2 separate regions of the Homo sapiens genome follow, and region 2 is linked to region 1. The links are chromatin loops, found by intact Hi-C in ENCODE. Cell type or tissue: natural killer cell. All regions are shown on one strand. Links, peaks and the distances in the headings refer to the core of each region. The heading gives the core; the rest is flanking DNA.

Region 1 (8,345 bases), core at 321-8,320:
GTAACACACTCACTAACAACATACCCTAAATGTCATTAACTGTGAGTAAACATCATTCTTTTTTTTTTTTTTTTTTTGAGATACATTCTCGCTCTGTCACCCAGAGTGCAGTGACAGGATCTCGGCTCACTGCAGCCTCTGCCTCCCAGTCTCAAGTGATCCTCCCACCTCAGCCTCCTGAGTAGTTGGGAATGCAGGTGCATGCCACCATGCCTGGCTAACTTTTTGTAGTTTTGGTAGAGATGGGTTTCTCCATGTTGCCCAGGCTGGTCTTGAACTCCTGAACTCAAGCGATCCACGTGCCTCGTCGTCCCAACGTGCTGGGATTACGGGTGTAAGCCACTGTGCCCAGCCTTAAACATTGACACAGGAGAGTTCCCTGGACCCCCTCAGAGGGCGTGCAACAGAGGTGTGGCTCTCTGTTCCGCCACTGACAGCGCAAACCCTTTATGGGAAGGGGAGCATTCAGGCACTCCTTCTCTTGTCTCCTTCTCTGCTGCACCATTCTGCCATTCCTCTGCCCATTTAATTCTGGAGCCTGGGGTTCAGGATTTATAGGGGTACAGGATACTGGGCCGTGGCAGGCCAAAAGGCAACTTTTGGGGTGCAAAAACAGGAATGTGTGTTCTCATATAGGGCCACAGGTGTCTGGCTCGAGGTTGGTGCCTTTGCCGGGGAACTGCCCTCTTCTACCCAGTATATCCCTGTCTCCTGTCATTATCAACATCAGTCTTTATCTTATTTTTTCATGCTTCTGAGTACAATAATGCCAATAAAAATACATATAAAGGGAAAAATGGCTAAAATATATTATATGCCATTGGGGTGAAAGGGAAGCTTCCTTCTTGCCCTTGGAGGGTTTGCTGAAAAATCAAGTCACAATAAGTCATATTAATAAGAGAAAAGGCACATACATTTATTTAACCAAGTACATGAGGGGAATGGCAGAATGATCGCCCAATTTCCCACTGGGGTCTAAACATATATAACCTCCTTTCAGAGTGGATTGGGGAGATGGGGAGCATAGGTAATTCCGTTAAGGGGCATTAAATAATTAGCAGGAAAAACATGAATGGATACTTGGGAGAATGAATGGATGGAGGGAACAGAGATTGACTTGTAAGTGGTTTTCTTTGGAAGTTGAACCTGAGAGAAGGGCATTATTCTGTAAGAAGACTGGGCCAGACCTGGTTACATTCTTCCTCTCCTTACCTGAAATAGATGAGATAACAGGGAAGAGAAAGAAAAGAAATTATTCTTCTTGATGGGTTCACCTGATCTTTAGGAAGATAGGGGAAAAGTCTCTTTCAAGGCCCGTTGATTTCCAAGAGTTTTTAATTCAAAATATTCATTATGCCACGGAGGCATATTTTGGGGTGAAATTCTCTGTGCTCCTTCAGTGTGTGAAAGGAACATAAGAAAAACTTAAGAATTTTTTTTTTTTTTTTTTTTTTTTTTTGAGACGGAGTCTCACTGTCGCCCAGGTTGGAGTGCAGTGGCGCGATCTCGGCTCATTGCAGGCTCCGCCCCCTTGGGTTCACGCCATTCTCCTGCCTCAGCCTCCCGAGTAGCTGGGACTACAGGCGCCTGCCACCTCGCCCGGCTAATTTTTTGTATTTTTACTAGAGACGGGGTTTCACCGTGTTAGCCAGGATGGTCTTGATCTCCTGACCTCGTGATCCGCCCGCCTCGGCCTCCCAAAGTGCTGGGATTACAGGCGTGAGCCACAGTGCGCGGCAAAGAATTTTTAAAAATCTTTAATTCCTTGAAAGTTTGGCAAGTTTAAAAGTTAATGTGCAGGAGCAGGAGCCATCTCATATCAGACTTAAACCTTGAATTTTCCCACATGTTAATTTCCCTTCTTACTCTTTTATATTTACTTAAGAGGGAGCTAATGAGATGCCTCCAATGGAATAGTATGGGTTCTGAGCCCAATACATATTTAGCGAATTGGTGAATGTAAGAATAGTTAATTGTATGTTGAAGAAATGCTAGTAATTCTTGGATTTTTGTCTCTCAGGGAAGCAACAGATGGCTGAAATCCTGTTGTGATATGGCTGGATAATGCATGCTCTGAGGATCCTGCACTGATGGCTATGGAATAGCTCCAGCATTTTCCTAAATATATTAACATTCTGAGCAGTCCAGGAGCAACCTTTAGGCAAACAATACACCGTGCTTCCCGGGTCCTATGTATTAATGAGATAACCAAGTGAGTTCACAGACACACCTGTCTTTCCAGCATAGGAACTGGATTTGGGTCCACTCAGAAGCATGATATTGAACAGTTCTTATGAGATTATGAAACACACAAGAATATTGAAAACCTTCTGTCTCTAACATGTTGAAATCAAGGCATATCAGAAAGATATTTGCTTCCTTTATCTACATGTCTATATTCTCATAAGGGAAAACAATGAAAAATAATTTTTCAGAATGCCTCCTTAGCCCTGAGTCTCAGCCAGTCCCTACTGCTGTTCTCAACATTTAATTCACCATTGAAGTCCCATTCTATGCCATAGAGTCTGGAAAAGTTTTTTCATTTGACTCTCAGGACAGCTCTGTAAGGATGGTATGGTCAGTCCCATTTCACAGATGACCAAATAGAAGTTTATAGAGCCGAAGTCACCTCTCCACATAACTGACAGGATTGGAATGAGGTCCTATGCCTCGCCCTTTTTAGAAGACACTGAGCACCCTCCCTTTTAGGAGATGGGAGCCCAGGGCTTGAGAAATGGTCAGATTCCACTCCCCTGCTATTGTGGCCTTATGGGTCCTCATTCAACAACCCTTCTTGGTGATGAAGATGGTAGTGTGCATATATGTGCACATATATTCATTGCTTTGGAAAGGCATTCTTTGTGTTTAATTTCATAGGAAAATGAAATAGATAAAAAGTTGAATTTACTCTGTGTGTGAGTGTATTTCTATGTCTCCTGTAGCTGGATTGCCCCACCTCACAGATGTTGCTTTATCTTTAGTTGAGACTGGAGCTGGATTCCAATCTGAGGTTTAGATGTCCTAGAAAATGAAGAATACAGAGAGATTGCTGCTAATTGGTTAAAAATTCCAGAAAACTGGCCTGGTACCATTAAATCAAGATCCCCAACTCTGGCTGGGCACAGTGGCTCACACTTGTAATCTCAGCACTTTGGGAGGCCAAGGTGGGAGGATAGCTTGAGCTCAGGAGTTCTAGACCAGCCTAGGCAACATACTGAGACCTCATCTCTAATAAATAAATAAATAAATAAATAAATAAATAAATAAATAAATAAATAAATATTTAAAAAGATCCCCAACTCCAATTCTCCCTACTCCTTGCTGAAACCCTTGGACTGAGACTTTCAGAATTGCAATCCTGGCTGTGACCACCAGACTACATCCATCTCCAATTTCTTTTTTATTTTTATTTTTATTTTTTTTTTGAGACGGGGTCTCGCTCTTTCACCCAGGCTGGAGTGCAGTGGCACGATCTCGGCTTACTGCAACCTCTGCCTCAGCAGAGCAATTCTCTGCCTCAGCCTTCTGAGTAGCTGGGATTACGGGTACCCGCCACCACGCTCGGCTAATTTTTTTTGTACTTTTAGTAGAGACAGGGTTTCACCATCTTGGCCAAGCTGGTTTTGAACTCCTGACCTCGTGATCCAACCGCCTCAGCCTCCCAAAGTGCTGGGATTACAGGCGTGAGCCACCATGCCCAGTCCAATTTCTTTTTTTCTTTTCTTTTTTTTTTTCAGGCGGAGCAACTTGTTTTTTAAAGAAAAGGAGTACAGTACGGTTTGCAGAGAGTAAGAAATGACTTGGAATGTTCTGTTTACTAAAATAAAAATTCTGTTTGGAAAATTCATATGTATATTAAAGCAGTTCCAATGGCTGTTGACTTCAAATCTACATCACATTCACTGATTTATCTCTTCCCTCCTGAGTGTAGGTTGAGGTGTCCACACTGTAGGAGAGCCCCTCCCTCCCAGAAAGCATGGCATTCACTCTCCATTACCCCACCCCTGTATAGGTTTCCCAGACCTTCTCCCATCTCCTCTCAGTCATCCTCTCTCCAGGACACGGTGGACACAGCTGCCCAGACCCCTCAATGACTGCCGATCCTGTCTCAGACACCTCCCGCCTGCCCTCTGCTGCTCTGTGCTCGCCCACCGGCCACGACCAAGGCGCACTGCTGCTACCTGGTGTTTCATTATATGGTTTTACACCATTATTTTATACCTATCCGGTTTTTTCAGAGAGTATTAGAATGTTCTGTACTGAGATTCATAAACTGGGTCGCAAGAGAGGTATTGTAATTTTTGCTCCTTGCAGACACTTTGAAGTTTGAAAATAGTGGTATATAGTGGTACTGTGGTGCCCCCTCGTGACATAGGCCTGCACTGCAGCTTGAACATCCATGAACAGGAAGCCAGACAGTTTTCTGGTCTGGGAAAAAAGTAGACATACCCTGGGTATCCAGGCAAAAAGTGAAGCCTCTTTCTATGCTTTGTAGGTTGAACAAAAGAGTAATTTTTATTTTTATGCTTTAGGACATCTGGATAAATAGGTTGAGACCCATATAAACAAAAATGGATCCAGGCTATTTGTGACCATTGCAACCTGCTTTTGCACCTAATATATTTCCATGTAAATACATTTCTATGCTAGCACTTTAAACTACTTTGCAACAAAATTTCACTTTTTTTTTTTACAAGGACCAAGTGTTTGATAGTATAAAGCTCTTAAATTTTATTTTTCCAGTACCCTAGCGATGGAAATATAGTCATTTTACATTTTCTATTACGAACAATAGCATACTTAATGTTCTTGTTCATATACATGAAAATATCTTAGTAAGCGTTTCTTTATAATAAAGTCTTGAAAGTGTCCTTTCAAAACCCTGGTAAATGATAAAATTTTATATTAGCATAATGAATTCAAAATGCTATTACTGACCAGACACAGTAGCTCATGCCTGTAATTCCAGCACTTTGAGAGGCTGCCTCGGGAGGATAATATGAGCCCAGGAGTTGGAGACCAGCCTGGGTGACATAGCGAGACCCCATCTCTACAAAAATTTAAAAAATTAGCCAGGCATGGTGGCATGTGCCTGTAGTCCTAGTTACTCAAGAGGCTGAGGTAGGATTGCTTGAGCTTGGGAGGTAGGATTGCTTGAGCTTGGGAGGTTGAGGCTATGGTGAGCTGTGATCACACCACTGAACTCCAGTCTGGACAACAGAGCAAAACCCTGTCTCAAAAAAACCATTGTATTACTCGTATATATTTTAACTTTGCAGCATGAAAGTACCTGTTTCTCTGAACATTCGAAGTAATGGGAATTGTTATTAATCTGCTAGGCAACATATCATCTCTCATCTTTGTTTTCATCCAAATTTGTTTTTGTTGCCTTCCAAAATTCCATCCTATAGATGTGACATAATCAGTTTTCACAAGCCCATGTTATTTAGAGTGTTCTGATATTCCCTATTATCTACACTCTGTGAATGGTATCTTTTCAGAGTCTGTACACTGCTAAAGAGTGCAGTTCAGGGCAATGGTCATGTGGCTGTTTGCACTGGTAAGTGGAATGTGCCCACTTTGAGCCCAGCTAACTGTCTTGGAAGAATTATAGTATTGTGATGATAGAATCTGGCTGGGGTTTCTCTCTCCCTCTCTGTCTCTCTCTCTCTCTGTGTGTTTGTACTGACAACCACATATCCCTCTGTTTCCTTCTGCCCCTGGATGTCTTTGCTTCCCATTGGTCTCCCTAACTAAATTCTGGCCCAGAAGGAAAGGTAAATAATTATTAAGATGGCAATCCTGGGCCAGCACGGTGGCTCACGCCTGTAATCCCAGCACTTGGGGAAGCTGAAGCCAGCGGATCACGAGGTCAGGAGATCCAGACCATCCTGGCTAACACGGTGAAACCCCGTCTCTACTAAAAAATACAAAAAATTAGCCGGGCGTGGTGGCACATGCCTGTAGTCCCAGCTACTTAGGAGGCTGAGGCAGGAGAATCGCTTGAACCCGGGAGGCAGAGGTTGCAGTGAGCCACTGCACTCCAGCCTGGGTAACAGAGCGAGACTCCGTCTCAAAAACAACAACAACAACAACAACAACAAAAAAAAAAAAAAAAGATGGCAATCCTTATATCCAAATCTTTATCAATATCCTTCACTACATCCTGAAGATAACCTTCTAAAAAATTGTTGGAGCAAAGGGTGTGCAATTATGTAGCCTGTTGATAAGTATTGCCATACTGCTACCCAGAGAAGTAGTGCCATTTACACTCCACAAGTAGAGTCATGTGACAAAGGCCACAGCGGAGTGAAGAAACTAATAATGCTAACATCCAATCATAGAGGGAAGGCCTTGGACCCTGTCATGGACTCACATGTCAGCAGTAGCCCTAGGAGAACCTGCAGGCTCATGTGCTTGTTGCTTATTGTGTCTGTTAGGCTGCATATGTAACTGGACCCTTTTGCATTGAAAAATAGTGATAATGATGATTAACAGAGTATTTGTTTACTAGAGAATTATTTAAAAATTACCTTAATATCTAGTTAAATATGATTACAGTGAGAGAATTTCCACCTGGCATGTTATCAAAGTATAAAAAAAACTATTCAGGATTCCAGTGAGGTGTGCATGCAGGGACATCTACCCTGTCTCATATTGCTAGTGGGGATGTCACTTAGTACAACCTCTTTCCAGGTTGATTTGTCAACATCTATTAAAGAGTCTATGCATCTCTGATCTGTATGTGTTTGGAGACTGTCCCTTCAAATATTCATCCTCAGTATGACACCTGTCCCTTTATTAGAGAATGCATGTCCCTCATGATATCGGTTGTCTGGGGACTCTACTTTCTAAAGCACTGACCCAAACACACTCCTTTGTCATTATAAAGTAGGAAATTGAGGTCCAACAATTTTTATCTGACCCACAGAAAAAAAAGAGGCCCGGTGCAGTGGCTCACACCTCTAATCCCAGCTGCTCAGGAGGCTGACACAGGAGGATCACTTGAGCCCAGGAGGTCGAGGTTGCAGTGAGCCATGATTGTGCCACTGCACTCCAGCCAGGAGACAGAGAAAGACCCTGTCTCAAAAAAAGATATATGCAAATAGCCAATAATCATGAAAAAATGTTCTAACTCATTAATTATGTAAAGAATGCAAATAAAATCAACTAAATAACTTTTTATTATCTATCATGTAGATGCTGCTACAAGAATCTCACTTCAGATGAAATGACAGACATAGGTTGAAGGCAAAGGGATGTGTGCTAGTCTGTTTGTGCTACTATAACAAAATACCTAGACTGTGTAATTTATAAAGAACACAAATTTATTTCTCCCATTTCTGGAGGCTGGGAAGTCCAAGATCACAGCACTGGTATTTATTGTCTGGTGAGGGCCATCTTGCTATATTTTCACATAATTAAAGGGAAAAAAGCTGTATGCTTACATGGCAGAAGGTGGAAGGGCAAAAGGGCAAATCTGGTTCCCTCTAGCCCTTTTATAAGGTCGCTAAACCCATTCATTAGGGCAGAGCCCTCATGACTTAATCACCTCCTAGAGGCCCTACCTCTTAATAGGCTCAAATTGGCAATTAAGTTTCAACATATAAATTTTGGGGGAAACATTCAGACTATGGAAGGATGAAAAATATACATTATGAAAATAAAGGAAAACAGGAGTGTGGTTGTATTAGTTTCAGATAAAGTACACTTTAGAGCAAAGATAAGTACTAGATACAGAGAGGAATATTATAAAATAAAAGAGTCAATCTGCCAAGAAGATATAGCAATCCTAAATGTATATACAGCAAACAGCAGAGTTACAAAATATGCAAAGTAAAAACTGATAGCAAGGAAAGGAAAAATACACAACGTCGTGACATTATTAGGATACTTCAACACTCTTCCCTCTACAATTGATACAACAATCAGATAATTTCTGTCATGTTATTGGTGTATTTAGACCTGTGTGGTGTTTTCTCACATCAAGTGTGTGTCATTTTTCCACACCAACAGCCAGTTCTCCAATTTTTCAACAGCAGCTCAGTACCCAACAGTTAAATTCAATTCTGATGCTATCTACCTAAGTTAGCTTCAGATCTCACAAGTTAAAAGGTTCAGTCCTGTAAGACTGTCCAAGTTCAGATGCCAGCCACAAACAAGTAGGGTCCTCAGGCAACTCACCCTTCTGCCCAACTGACTACAAATTCAAGGGTTTCTAAGGTTCCCCCACCATAGACTTGATAATTCTCTAAAATAACTCTTATAACTCAGGAAAATGTTTTACTTGCTATTACCGGTATATTATAAAGAATATAACTCAGGAATGGCCAAATGGAAGAAAT
Region 2 (8,345 bases), core at 114-8,113, 1.1 Mb before region 1:
TGAAATAATTACTATGCTAATATTATAAAGTTTGTTTTGCTTAGGAAAAAACAGATTTAAATTTTATTTTAATTAAGGTTATTACATCATGTATCTTCCTGTATATACTTTTAAAGTCCTTGTGACATTGAGTTACAGGGTTTTGACTCCTGAATCTAAAAAGGACACCAAGTCCTGCTAAATCTTAAACACTGACAGCAATTAAATCCCCATCTCCTGGCCCTGAAGAAGATGCCAATCAAAATAAACTGTATTCCTGAGACACAGGGCCAGAAATTAAAGCTGTTTAACTCCCCAAGGCCCAGGGACTATCTCAGAAGAAGTGGGCACATCAGGGACTATCTCAAAAGAAGTGGGCACATGAGATTGTGAGGATCAATTTTGAAAGATAAAATAAGTTCAGTTTCTCTATAAATTAATCATTAATTTCAAAGGCATGCTGATACAAGACCAGCATATGGGCCCCTGTGTCATATTAACAAGGTTTTCTTGAAGCATTAACTGGCTCCCTATTAAAGGTTATAAAGGTTATAAAAGGCTTATGGAAGTTATATTTTATGGTCAAGATTAAAATTTTATAGATTGCTTATAAAATTTTGAAAAACAAATTTAACTGGCTTTGTGCTGTTTTTATTAGGGCTTATTTTTTGGAAAATTAAGTCTCCTTTCTCAAAGAATGAAGGTTTTTGCCCTTTTTGAAATTCTTGAGTTATCACTTTGGTTGAATGAATGACTTATTTTACAGTGATCTGTGATTGTATTTTGTGATATCAAGTGTTTTAAACCTTTGATATTTGACAAGCTTTCTGAAATCAAATTATAAATTATGTCTTTCTGAGCTAATTAATCCTTTAAGATATTAGGTTCCTCAAAGTCCACAAGTGACATAATTTGGCTTATTTGGTACAAAAATTATACAGGAAACATTGTCAAATATAAAATGGTGTTTGGTTTTCTTTGGGCTGTATTTGTGTAAATATGTTATTGGTATGTGTTTGAAAATTATGGGAAACTCCTGTCATTCTGATATAGCTTAGTGTACATTATCAGTAATAATCAAAATTGTTATGTTAAAATTACTGTGTGCCACAGAGGTCACAAATTTCCTTGTCAATTGTGTATTTGACTATGTTGGCCCTGAAACTTTTTGTCATCCATGGACAATTGTTGTGTTGTTTGGGTCCTCTTTAGAAGGTGGTTTTATTATCAGCTATAAAACTCTAACAGGTGCTCTTGAATTCATGTTTCTGATAACTTTGGAGACTGTGACACCAGAATAGAGGAAAAACTTTCAGAACTCATGGAGAGCTAAAATGCTCATGAATAGCAGCAGAACAGGAATTAACTGCACAGACTGAACTAATCTTTTTGACTTTTTGCTTAAAACGTTGTTGATCCTTTGTTATGCTTTTTCAGTCTTGTAACTTTTCTTTTGAGCTATTGACAGCTTTTAACAATTTAGTATACTCCTATGCACAAAATTTGGAGCATATTTGTTTCTTTCTACCTGATTTCTCCACAATTTGGAAATTATTTATGAGTATTCTTAACTTATGACAATACAGTTATTTGCATAAGTGCAATAAGAATCTGTTTTCATTTGTAACAGGACACTATTGGAGAAACTGGTTATTTTACCAAGGCTTTGATTGGAATGGTGGGCTTTCCTTTAAGGAATCAAACTTGACTTATGGAGTCAATAAAAGCCCTTGGAAAAACTGGCCTCATACTTTACACAGTCCCTGTACAGGATTTCTGACCTGTGGTAAGTAAAGAACGTCATTTTCTGACAGACCCAGGAGCCCCAGATTTATCTTGGAACCTCAAGAGGAGAGGAAATTCACCTAACTCATAAGTATTTGATGGTACAAATTCATGGCTGAGCTCTGCTTTAAAAAAGTCTTATATGAGATTCCGTCTATGGAACAAAGTTCCATCAAAGGCAATTTTAAAAAGTTTATGTAAAAAATAATTATTTTTGCTGTACTTTATACAAATAATGCGGACAAGCATAATAAAACAAATTGTTCCTACCATGATTTGTCATTAGTAAAAATGGATAACTGGAGAGAAAAAATATGTTTCAAAAACTATAGTTTTTACTCTATTTTTTCCTGGCTACAAGTCTCCAAAATAATATTTTCCAATGCTTCTTCTATTTTTCCTTTTTCCCCATTTTTTCCTAATTTGAAATCACAAAAAACAAAGCTATGCTTTCTTAAATCCCTGAGAACTGAAGCTAGGCAACTTAAACTTCAGAAGAAAATAATAGTAACCTGTTTACATATAAAAGCCACTTTCATAACTGCCTACTAATGGATGGTCTTCAGAGTAATGTGACCTGTATCAATTTTCCAGGATCATCCTTTTGTTTGTTGTTGTTGTTCTCCCTTCCTCCCCCTATTTTCTCTTCGTAGAACATGAGAATTCACAACCTCCTAAAATGAGTTTTCAGGACATACCCATCCAGGAATAAACTGTCCTAGCCACAAAAGTTCAGATGAAACCTGAGACCAGGGACCCATTTTCTCCTAAAATGCTTTCTCCAAAAGATTTTAAAAAAGAAAAGGGGGATAATATGAAAGGAAAATCTTAGGACCCCCAAATTACTAAGCTAAAAGGAAAAGTCAAGCTGGGAAATGCTCAGGACAAACCTTCCTCCCTTTCTATTCAAAGTCACCCCTCCTCACTGAGATAGATGAATATCTTATTGCCTTCACTGGAAAGGCTTATCAGAAACTCAAAAGAATGCAGCCATTTGTCTCTCACCTACTTGTGACCTGAAAGCCCTCTACCTGCTTCAAGTTGTTCCTGCCTTTCTGGATGAAACCAATGTACTTTTTACATATATTGATTGATGTCTCATGTATCGCTGAAATGTATAAAACCAAGTTGTGCCCTGACCACCTTGGGCACATGTCTTCAGGACTTCTTGAGGCTGTGTCATGGGTGTGCATCCTGAACCTTGGTAAAATAAACTTTCTAAATTAATTGAGACCATCTCAGATATTAGGGGTTCACAAAAGCTATGTAGGGGCAGAGGGAGCAAAAGGAAATGTTGTAGTTGTCAGCACAAACACACTGACATACTCACCCTCATACACACATATACTTTCCCATATACTCATACATTCATCGAGTTCTGTTATCATAATACTAAAATTTTCCCAAGATGCTTTGCTCATTCAATTCACCAGTGTAAATATCCATGTAAAATGTACCCTGAACTTTAGCAGTATACAGACACTGAAAAGATGCCATCCACATAGTGTTGATAATACAGAATATCAGGACACTTTAAATAACATGGGGCTGTGAAAATTGATTATGTGATATCCATAGGATGGAGTTCTAGGCAGGCAGGCAGCAAAAACAAATTATAATGAAAACAATGATAAGAACTAATTTGCTGTCTATTAGATTAGCAACAATTCATATTATTTCAAATTTGTAGAAGAACAGGCACTTTCATGCTGCATTGTTAGGAATACAAATTAGTAATAGAATTTTGAATGTAATGTGTTAATATGGAAGTTTTTAGATTGTATAGTTTTGAAAAAACACTTTCAGAAACTTAATATAAAATGCTTACAAAGATATCTACATATATATAATCAAGACTGTTAAGTATACTATTACTTGGAATAGAAAATAAGGTAAAGTAATTAATTTTTCTTTTTCAGTACAGTACTAGTGAAATAAATTTTGAAGCATCCATACAATGAAATGCCAGGCCAATGTTAAAAAAAAATTAAAATTCTGTTGTAAAGTAGTGTGAAATATTATCATAGAAATGTATTTACATGGAAAGGTGGTCATAATTAGGGCAAAGGTAGGTTACAATGATCATAAATGGAAGAATCTAATTTTGCTTATATAGGTGTCTAGCTATTTCTCCAGAGGTATCATAGGATTTTTAAAATGATACATTTGTCTTTCTTACATACAGCTTTCTCTTCAGCTTAGAAGGAGCCTATACTTTCTGTCTGATGGCCATCAGTATCCCTGTATACTGGGAATATGCCCTTTTCCACCCAGACTTCCAGAAAGCTCTTTAGGGTGGGTTCCACTTTCGTGCTCATTGGTGTTCAAGCTGCAGTTGAAGCTTCTGTCACAAGATGGCACCAATGTATCTCTATTGTCAAACTTTTCTGCAAAGAAATGTATGCAGAATGAAAAGTACAATCTCTCCCTTAAAACCGAGCTTATGAATCTATGTACAGAATGATTCTAATTCTGTGTTTAAAAAACTGATAGATGTGAAAAAAGACTATTAAAAAAGTGACTCTAGGAGAAAGGCAGAAACTCACTGGCTGATGTGGGTTACCTGGGGTAAGAGAGAAACTAAAGCAGGCGTACAATTTCCACACAGCGTGGGGGCTCAATTAGTTGTAAGTCCTTCCCCTTGATGTCCACTTCCCACTTTAATGAAGGTTTAGTGTGCTGACGTCATCTACGTTACTATTGTCAGTACCCCTGTTTCTTCCCTGCCCCGTGGACCAGTGAGAAGCATACAGGGCACTTTCCTTCTCACGATATTTGTGCAATTTCAGGGTATAAAGGTAACCTGCAGCATCCCATTGAAGCAAATGTGTCCTTCACCAATTGGTCCCAAACCTGGATGGCCTCAGACCTAGAGTGTCCTGTTAGTTATCTCAGAGCCTTGTCTGCTTCCTTGGGAGGCCCCCACTCTTCACTCCAGTCAGGCTGGACCCCCTCTGTCTTCTCTCACATCCAGCCCCAATGAGTCCTGCCCATTGTACCAGGCATAGCCCCTCTTTTAGGAGTCTCTAATAATTCCAGTGAGGACTTTCTCCTCTTACATAGTAAGGTAGTTCTACAGATGTCACCATAACTTCCACAAGGACCTGGGCCCTGTGCAATCATTATTGTAAACTCTCCATCCTCTGAACCACTGGAAGTATGAAAAGTGATGGATGCTCAGTGAACATTGGTGAGATGGTGCAGGTCAAGGCAGGAAAAGAAACTCATCTTGGATGTCTCAGGCACTGGGGCCTAAGAAAAGCTCCTGACTCTCGCTCCAGTGTCCCTCCCTACAGACCCACAGTAACCTCTTCCTGAAGCTCCAAGAAGGTCCCAGAGCCCCAGGTTATGTACACATCTGATGTGAATACAAAGGGCCACAACAGAGTACAGAAAAAGCACAAGTTATCAACACAAAAGGGGTGAGGACATTTTCCACTCCAATATTATTACACTGCATAACCCAGAGATAGCACTGAATTTCTTATGTAATATAGATTATTGTGTGTGGCTCCCTTGTTATACTTGCAATACAATGGTATATTTTGTGTAGGGAAACTCTCATATAGAGTAAAAGGATAAAGCAGTACATGGGAATAATAATCATCTTATTCTGGATGGTGATTTTCTCATTATCCAGAATGGGACGTAATTAGGGAGGACTAAATATTTTTCTTAACCTAGATTAATTTTACAGCTCTATGCTTTTTACTTCTCAAGTAGCAGAGCATTTACAGACTCAGTTTTTAATCCTAAATGTAATGCATATTCATTTAATAAATGTTTACTATTGAATCAAATGCAGAGTTTAAAAATATCAATATCCATCAATTCCATCATCATTGAAATCACATTATGCCATTTTATTCCATTATTTTTCTCTGCATGCATATCCACAAATGTACATGTATTATATGTATCATTTCTTAAAACTATTATATTACCATATATGTTTCTTAGTATCTTAGTTTTTGTTACTTTATTTTTGCTTTTATCTTAATTTTTATTTTAAGTATTAGCACATGGAGAGAGTGTTCTGATTAAATGACAAGGTATAAACTATTATCTAACTTTGTTTTTCAATGAACCTTTTACCAGCTAACCAAGCCCCAATACTTGGACTGTGCATCTAATTGGAGATGAAATACTCATTGCATGTTAAACAATGTTATATATCAGGGTCTGCTTATGAGCTTCCTATAGACTTCCTTTAATCTATATTTCAACCACTTTATCTAACAGTTATAAAAATCTTAGCTTTGAGGAGCATTGTAATGCATGGCAGGAAGTAGAATCTCCACTCCTACAATTCACCTTTTGATGGTTTGTGGAATAATAACAATAGTAAATAATAAAATACAACAACAATTATGGAGCACATTGTAGATAAATTGGTTGCTGTCAATCAGGCAACCAGCAAGTAATGGATACCAGGGTCAAATCCCAGTCCCTGTAACCCAAAGCCCATGCCCCTGCACACTGTTTTTACACTGAGTGCCCTTCTGTGTTAGATCAGAGACCAAAAACTTGAAAATGACTTATTCAAGGTCCTGTGCTCAGTTAAGGGGTTTAGTAACTTGGATACATGTTTGATGACTCCCTTGTTCATCTACCCAAGCCATTACTATTCTTTGCTCTTCTGTACCATTTTTTTTTTCTGAAACTCATAAGAAATTGCTTCACCCATGTCAAACTAGAAGGAAAATAAAGAGACAAGAAAGCATGTGAAAAAAGGAAGTGATAGAATGGGACAAAAGTTTACTTCATATTAGTGTATTTCCAGATGCCATTTTAAATATTCTATTTTATGAAACAAAGGAGGCAGAGTGGACTGTCAGCATAACAAGCCTACCATCTATGAGACATTCTTTTAGATTTTTCTCCTTTTCTTTTTACAGCAAGTTTGTGAAGATGGCACCCATAGTCTCATTTTACAGATGACCCAGCTTAGACTCACAGAAGGTACATACATTTTTTGGAGTCAAACATCTACACCCTGGCCTCTGCATAGGCCGTACAGCAGCCTCCCATTTCAATGATGGCTTTCCAGAGGTTAAGGACTGATAGTGGGAAACTCTCCTGATATGGAACCCGGGCTGTATTATGCCACCATTGGCCATCACTACCCTTTTGCTGATGAAGATGATGGTGGGGATAAAAACACTGACAGCATACTGGTCCATGGGCCAAGAAGCAGAGGTGAAGCTTTTACAAAGACTAGCTGATTCCTGAGATGTCGAACTGGACTCAGGAAGCAGTACGAGCTGTGGCCCTTTGAAAAGAGAACCTGAATCATAGGCTATTAACATGTACACAACTACTATATAAGGATATTTTATATTTAATGCTAATTCAATCCTAACAACTCTATCCAGTACCAATAATCATCCCTGTTATATATATTATCAGAAATGGGAGATTAGGTAACTTGACCTAGGCAAATGAACTTATAAATTACTGCTTCAGGATGCAAGACCTGGAATTACTAAAAAGACTGAGATTTTTCCTGTGAGCTGACATTTGATATTAATCAAGGAATTATTATTCAATTGTTCTTTTGAGAGTAATGTGCTTAAGTATTTTAAAAATACTTACAATCATTATAAATGCCATGTTCATAGCAAAAACTAAAAAACAGAATGTGTGTGAAAGTTGGGGAAGCGGAAGCCAAGATGACCCACTAGATGCAGCCAGAAAGAGAATCTCCCACCTAGAGACCAGACCATCAAGAAGATTGGCACACTCTGAGAAAATATTCTGAGGAAGGTAGGAAGGTATTGAGAAAGGATAGAGGGAGGACACAGATTCTGGAATGAAGGGAGAGGAAAATGGCAACTTTGCACAGGGCTGCCAAGCCCCAGGACTTGTTCCTGGGCCCTAGTGGCTCCCAAGGAGGGATGAGTTAAACAGGCGAGGAGTGATTCATTCTCACCATGGACCTCTGGAATCCCAGCTGCAGGAGATCTCACAACCCCCATGGATATTTGAGCTGAAAGGGAGAGATGCTTGGATTGATGGCAGAGACAGGACTGCAGCTTGTGCAGAGCCCAGAAGGCCTTGGCGCAGGAATAGCTGCAGTGGAACACAGCAAGGGACATCAATTCCCCACATCTCATCATGCTTCTCTAGGTGCCTTTGGCCTTCGTTGACTCAGCCCTGGACAGAGCAGGGCTATCTTGTCCATGGGATGGGGCTAATCTGATCTGAACACCCTCTGTCTGCTAATCAGTCTTGGGATCCCTGCCTGGACATTGTCACCTGAAATGAAGCCTTGAATGACCAACCAGGGCACTCCCTGGAAGCTGCCACCATAACTGCTTCAGCAGCAGACCCCAATTAACCATTGTAGAGCTTCAGCATATGGGCTCATGCTGATCCATACCCACCATACCCACCCACCCACAGCCTTTCCCTACTGTTCTTCTGGCACATGCTCACCCAGAGTCCCTCACCATTGCTCTGCCAGTGCACAAGCATTGACCTTCCGTCTCCATTTTTCTTGGTGTGTGTGCCTACAGGCCTTGCTGCTGCTGCACCAGGCCCACTGACACGTGCAAGCATGTACCCCACCAAACTGCCAC

What was found. Hi-C counts contacts between places; a loop is a spot of excess contacts. Peaks named below come from ENCODE experiments on the same cell type or tissue, not always from the same donor. Only the 100,000 strongest peaks of a DNase experiment are listed, where the experiment ranks them.
Region 2: it touches region 1 in a loop (9-fold over the local background); 3 of 110 quality-filtered maps call a loop at or near these places.

The regions. Positions count from the first base shown.
Region 1 is chrX:103,172,200-103,180,544 of GRCh38, forward strand. No RefSeq gene overlaps it. Among named protein-coding and RNA genes, the nearest start is that of BEX4, 39 kb to the right of the region's middle. In natural killer cell, for the core only: a CTCF peak has its summit at 4,366 (motif pointing left); a DNase peak (open chromatin) is centred at 4,372.
Region 2 is chrX:102,064,059-102,072,403 of GRCh38, forward strand. No RefSeq gene overlaps it. Among named protein-coding and RNA genes, the nearest start is that of TCEAL2, 57 kb to the right of the region's middle. In natural killer cell, for the core only: no CTCF peak of the experiment used is centred there; a DNase peak (open chromatin) is centred at 4,113.